Regions from separate parts of the Homo sapiens genome. Here region 2 is linked to region 1. A link is a contact called in ENCODE Hi-C or POLR2A ChIA-PET data. All regions are on one chromosome and are shown on one strand. Each heading gives the region's core, a stretch centred on a gene start or an enhancer-like site at or near the end of the contact. The rest is flanking DNA. Distances are from core to core; before and after follow the strand shown.

Region 1 (2,983 bases), core at 352-2,851:
TATGTTCACATAATATATAACTTCTATTCAGGACGCAGACACCAAGATGTTTGCTATCACATTCTAGGTTTAGGTTATAAGGTTTAACATCTCAAAAGCACGAATATGTTCCAAAGAGGCAAGACACATCTTCAATGAGCATTGTATGTAATAATAAGTTTTAAATGATCTAACTTTCCACCAGTAGGGGAATGGTTAAACTTTGGTATATCCTACTATGTACCAAGTTTTAAAATGTGCTTTACTGACTATTAGAGAGGTAGAGTAACTTTCATATGTTGGGGAAGGGGGTTGCCCTTTCAGATCCTTATATGTAAATGATCTATTCATATATTTTGCACATATTTCTATTGATTTGCCTTTTTTCTTATCCACATATAGAAGGTTTACTGTGGTATGGACATAAGGGTTTTGTTTGTTTGGTTGTTTGGTTGTTGGTTGTTTTTTTTTTTTTTTTGAGACAGAGTTTCGCTTTTGTCACCCAGGCTGGAGTGCAATGGCACTATCTCGGCTCACTGCAACCTCTGCCTCCCAGTTTCAAGTGATTCTCCTGCCTCAGCCTCCCAAGTAGCTGGGATTATAGGCGCCCAGAACCACGCCCGGCTAATTTTTTGTATTTTTAGTAAAGACGGGGTTTTGACATGTTGGGCAGGCTGGTCTCGAACTCCTGCCCTCAGGTGATCTGCCCACTTCGGCCTCCCAAACTGCTGGGATTACAGGCGTGAGCCACTGCACCCGGCCAAGGTTTTTGTTTGTTTGTTTGTTTGTTGTGAGACCGGGTCTCACTGTGTCACCCAGGCTGGAGTACAGTGGCACGATCATGGCTCACTGCAGCCTCTGCCTCCCAGGCTCAAGTGATCCTCCCATCTCAGCCTCCTGAGTAACTGGGACTGTGGGTGTGGTGGTTAATTTTTGTATCATTTGTAAAGAGGGGGTTTCGTCATGTTGCCCAGGCTGGTCTCGAACTCCTAGGCTCAAGTGATCCGCCTGCCTTGGCTTCCAAAAGTGCTGGGATGACAGGCATGAGCTGGACACAAGTTTTTTGTTATGTATATAACATGTCTACTTCTATTCAGTTGCTTGTCTTAATTTTTTTCATGGTGTTGTATAGTTCCGACATCATGTAATCAAATTATCAATCTATCAATATGGCTTTTTGCCTTTCTGCCTCTTCTAATAATCATAGACTCTTCTAGGGTTTTAATTTCACTTCTATTAATATTTGCCAATGGTAAGAAGTAGAAATTTAGCATCTTCCTCCAAATGGAAGGCCAATTATCCTAATGTCTTTCCTAGAAGTCCCAGTGAATGTCTTCTCATCTCCCGTTGGCTCTGGCCATGCCCATTTATAAACTAGTCACTCCCAACAGGGTAACTGGATATACTGACGTCAAGGCAGCCCGAGCTGCAGACGGGGTCAGTCCCTTCAACACACTTCAATAAGGCTAAATGAATGAAGAGTAATATCTCAAATAAATTTTGTGAAACTGTCCTTGTAGGAAGTGCGATAAATGCCGGCAGCAGCAACAACAACAACAACAAAAACAGATATCTATTGCATAACCTTATGAATTATCCCATTCCTTATTTCCATCAACATATTTGTCTATTCCTAAGTCAATATCACATCCTACCAAAAGTCAGTGATATACTTTATAGCATCTTGTCATACAAGATAGCAAGGAAGCTAACAAAGACAACTACAGTTCTGCCAAGGGGACACAAGAGGCAATTTTGGCCAAGATGGGACAACTTGAGCTTCATTAAGGATAATAATTACGATAGAATGAAACCCTTCAAAGATATTTAAATCCATGTGTTCATAATGGTTTAAAAAAAACAACTATAGCAGCTCCCCTTTCTCTATGGTTTCCCTTTTCGTTGTTTCAGTTACATTCGGTCAACCACAGTCTGAAAATATTAAATGGACAATTCCAGAAATAAACAATTCATAAGTTTTAAATTGCATGCCATTTGAGTAGCGTGATGAAATCTCGTGCCATCCTGCTCCCTCCCGCACAGGATGTGAGTCCTCCTTTTGTCCAGCTGAACCACACTGTAGGCGCTCCCTGCCCATTAGTCACTTAGTAACCTTCTTGGTTATCAGATTGGCTGTGACGATATCACAGTGCTTGTATTCAAGTCACCCTATTTTACTTCCTAATGGCCCCAAAGTACAAGAATAGTGACTCTGGCAATTCATATATGCCAAAGAGAAGCTGTAAAGTGTTCCCTTTAAATGAAAAGGTGAAGGTTCTCAATAAGGAAAGAAAAGAAATCATATGCCGAGATTGCTAAGATCTGTGGTTAAGAATGACTCTATCGGTGACACTGTGAAGAAGGAAAAAGAAATCATGCTAGTTTTGCTGTTGCATCTCAAACTGCAAAAGTTAAGGCCACAATACGTAAGTGCTTAGTTGAAGTGGAAAAGGCATCACATTTACGGATGGATAAATTGAATGTTTCTGTTCATTCAATAGGAAAGGCAGGAAAAATGCTGGCTCTGTCCCTTTGTTTACCGAGTTTTTGTTTTGATTTGTTTTGTTTTGCTTCTGAGACAGTCTTGCTCTGTTGCTGAGGCTGGAGTGCAGTGGTGCAATCTTGGCTCACTGCAACCTCCGCCTCCCAGGTTCAAGCGATTCTCTTGCCTCAGACTCCTTAATAGCCGGGATTACAGGCATGCACCACCAGGCCCAGGTAATTTTTGTATTTTTAGTACGGACAAGGTTTCACCATGTTGACCAGGCTGGTCTCGAACTCCTGACCTCGTGATCCACCTGCCTCGGGCTCCCAAAGTGCTGGGATTACAGGCATGAGCCACTGCACCCGGCACTTTACCAGTTTTTAAGATAATTGAATTAGTTCAGGCGTGGTGGTTCACACCTGTAATCCCAGCACTTTGGGAGGCCAAGGTGGGCAGATCACGAGGTCAGGAGATGGAGAACATCCTGGCTAACACAGTGAAACCCCGTCTCTACTAAAA
Region 2 (2,983 bases), core at 304-2,803, 440 kb before region 1:
TTCTCACAGCATCTGACCAAAGACGTGGTGCTTCCTCCAAAGCACGAGGAGAGAGAGAGGCGTAGCCGCTTCTGGTCAACTGACCCCCATGAGTCAGACGACCCCACACCACCTTCCTCAGCGTGACACCTGAAACTCCGCAGCTGCCTCTCCTTCCTAAGACACCACGCAGGGTGGCACGAAAGCCTTTCTGTCCTCTGCGCAAGTCGGGAGCATTTTGCTTTTGTTGGTTTGGTTTTGATGTGTTTGTTTCCCATGAAGGATCATTTGGTTGGCAAAATGGATGCGCATGTAACACAAAAGCAGAAAAGGAAGCACTCCCTTCTGGGGGCAGCCGGAGAGGATGTGTCTGGAGGAGGAAAAGACTGGGATTAAAGGCAGGCTGAGTGGATGAGACCTTGGATGAGCCTCTCTGGCCACTGTTATTGTTGTTTTATATCAAGTGTACTTTTCCATTCTCAATATTGTGTTTATGCAGGGGTGGGAAAGCAGGGGATTAATTTCTCCGTGGGAAACATGGGGAGAAAAAGGATTCTCAGGGGCCATTTCCTCCGGCCTCTGCATAGCTCATGTTTGGTGTGGAAGGAAGGAACCTCAGGTAGGACTTGATGTTGGAAAATACAGGGCAGTTTTTACAACCAGGAGAAACATCGTCAATCAAGCAGCAAAAGTAACAGGGACCTACATGCTGCAGGGAAAACAATTATTTTTTTCATCTTCCAAATGCAGGCTATTATAAATGGGGGTTATTATACAGCAAGTCGTGTTGGTCTGGTGCTGTGTAGACTAGCACAGAGTCTCACATAGTCAGGGGTGAGGAGCCAAGGTGTGGGTTGGGAGTGGGGCAAGCACACTGTATGAGAGAGAGAGAACCTATTGGAGAACCAGATTCTTATAATAAATCTGCCCCTGACCAACTTCTGACTTTAGAAAAATCACATAACCTCTCTGGTCAGTGGCTCCTACAGGCACAGAGTTCAAAGTAGCACAGAGCAGGGATTCTCAGCTCCAATCCTGGCTCCACCATGTCTGAACTGTGACCTGTAGACCTCACAGGATTAGCATGAGGGCTGAAGGCCTGTGCCAGGCACAGAGTGGGGGCCACACAGTTCCTGGTTGGTTGGTCTCTTCCTCTGTGTAAAATGAGAGGCTCGGGCCGGGGAAATGGGCTTTATGCTTCTCTGGCAGAGCCTGAGGGCCAACAATTATGCTAAAGGCAAACAAGTGGCATGAATATTGTTTTTGCAAATGCTCCCAAGAAGAATAACCTCTCTCTCTTATTTCCGCTTGTCCTCCTTCGTGTCCAGGGGAGGGGTGGATCTGGGCAACATCTGCAAAGACTGAGGCCAGACCTGGGCTGTGAAGTTGGGGCCCAGCCTACTCCCCCAGACTGCAGCTGGTCAAGGGATCAGGCGATGTTCCCTGGGCGAGGACGGAAGCGTGAGTTGCCTTCTGCTTTTGACAAACGAGTGTTCTGGCAGCCAGAATGTCTTCAAGGGAGAGGTTGCCAAGATAATAACTAGGGGTTTGGGAAGAAAACCTAGGTGTGGCCCGGCCCCAGCGGCGCTTGGGTGGGACCAACAGTAGATGGCGGCAACATGCTTCAACCAGCAAAGCTGCAGCCTCCTGGAAGGCGGCAAGCTGGGAGGGGAGGCCCCTCGCCTAGAGACACCCCAGACCCATCAGGTGGGCTCAGGGCTTCATTTCAATTCGTTCTTTAGAGGTTGAGAGGCATTGAGGTCATTCAGTCCAACCCCTTGATAAGAAGGAAATGCACGTCCCCAAAGGAGAAATGGAATTGAATCAGAACTGAAGCCATTTCGCACCTTCCAGGCAGGGCTCTTCCACCTGGCATGATTTTTTCTCTCCTGTCTCTTGGCTTAGGGTTTGGTGGAAGTTCTAGAACTTCTACCAGATCTACTGTTCTCTCTTTTCCTCCTACCCTCTCTGAGTTAATCAGAGAGTCAGCATATACCCCTTAAAACTGTGCCAATTATAAAAACACAGGGTCTTCCGAGGCCACTGCTTCTCCCTGTCGTTTTGCTGAGAAGTCCCACCCAGCAGAGCCAGCCTGCCTGGCCAAAACAGACCCGAACAATATCCCCCTGCAAACTCCGAGCAACCTTCTAACCCTCAGCACAGGAGTCCCCACCCCACCCAGACATGGAGACTATCTTTCAATAAAGGGAAGCTCCAGGTCTCAGCTTCAGAGCTTTCTCTGAGATCAATGTGAACACACTGCCTTGCCCCAAACTAGTTGTTTCAGGGTTGCAAACCTCTGTCCAACTCCCCTTCTCCAGCGTCCTGGGGAAGGGTCTTTGATTCTTTGAAATGAGAAGTCTAAGGATCAAGAACCCCGTTTTGCTCTCAGCTCTGATCTGACCTGGAAGAGGAGAAACATTGAAGAGGTTCCAGCCTGGTGGGCACATGTAGTGGAAACTAAAATGATACCAAAGAGGTGTCAACCATCCTGAAAAAACAAGAAGTAGCCAATGCGACAAAAGATTCTTCACAGGGGACAAAGAATCGAATTTTGACCGAAGGACTGCCTTGAAACATTGAGGGTGGGTGGTCCCCAAACAAGAGTGGAAGGATGGAAGGGGAAACATCCTCATCACTTCTCCCTTGCTCTTTTGCCCCCTTTCTGTCTTTCTCTATCCACTTAGCTTTTTCTCCTGCTTCTAGGTCTTTCTGCCTGCCTCCTCCCTCAACACACAGGCCTGGGAAACAGCATCCCACTTGCCCTCCCTCCCTCCCTCCTGTCCTAGTTGCACCTTCCTCTTCCTCCTCTCAAACTGTTCCTCATTTGCTCCTGTCCACACCTGTACACCACACCTTCATGCTGCAGGGTCTCCCTCCTCAAGAAGAGGGTGGAGTTTCTTTCCCAGAGCCAGCTCAGTTTCTCCCTGAGCCTGATTCTGTTCCTGGTGAATGCTTTGCTGTTGTCAATGTCTTCACAGACTCAGCCTGCCCTCCTCATCTG

The links. A loop is a pair of places that touch in the nucleus more often than their neighbours do. ChIA-PET counts read pairs that join two places held with the same protein, here RNA polymerase II (POLR2A).
Region 2: a loop to region 1 is called in a map of GM11168, with 3 times the contacts of the local background. The contact joins two enhancer-like sites. A Hi-C loop is called at or near these places in 1 of 168 maps with a recorded cell type or tissue (GM11168). POLR2A ChIA-PET finds 5 or more read pairs at or near these places in 3 of 52 experiments (AG04450, PC-9 and activated CD4-positive, alpha-beta T cell).

Annotation. Positions count from the first base shown.
Region 1 is chr12:12,758,114-12,761,096 of GRCh38, reverse strand. It overlaps a transcript of APOLD1 not described here. Among named protein-coding and RNA genes, the nearest start is that of MIR613, 5.0 kb to the left of the region's middle. Within about 2 kb of position 1,601, at least 4 of the 41 ENCODE cell types and tissues checked have a DNase peak (open chromatin) inside an H3K27ac peak, as active enhancers do; they include PC-9, where a contact is called at or near this core.
Region 2 is chr12:13,201,768-13,204,750 of GRCh38, reverse strand. All of the region lies in intron 1 of EMP1 (epithelial membrane protein 1), which reads right to left. Among named protein-coding and RNA genes, the nearest start is that of EMP1, 6.5 kb to the right of the region's middle. Within about 2 kb of position 1,553, at least 16 of the 41 ENCODE cell types and tissues checked have a DNase peak (open chromatin) inside an H3K27ac peak, as active enhancers do; they include PC-9, where a contact is called at or near this core.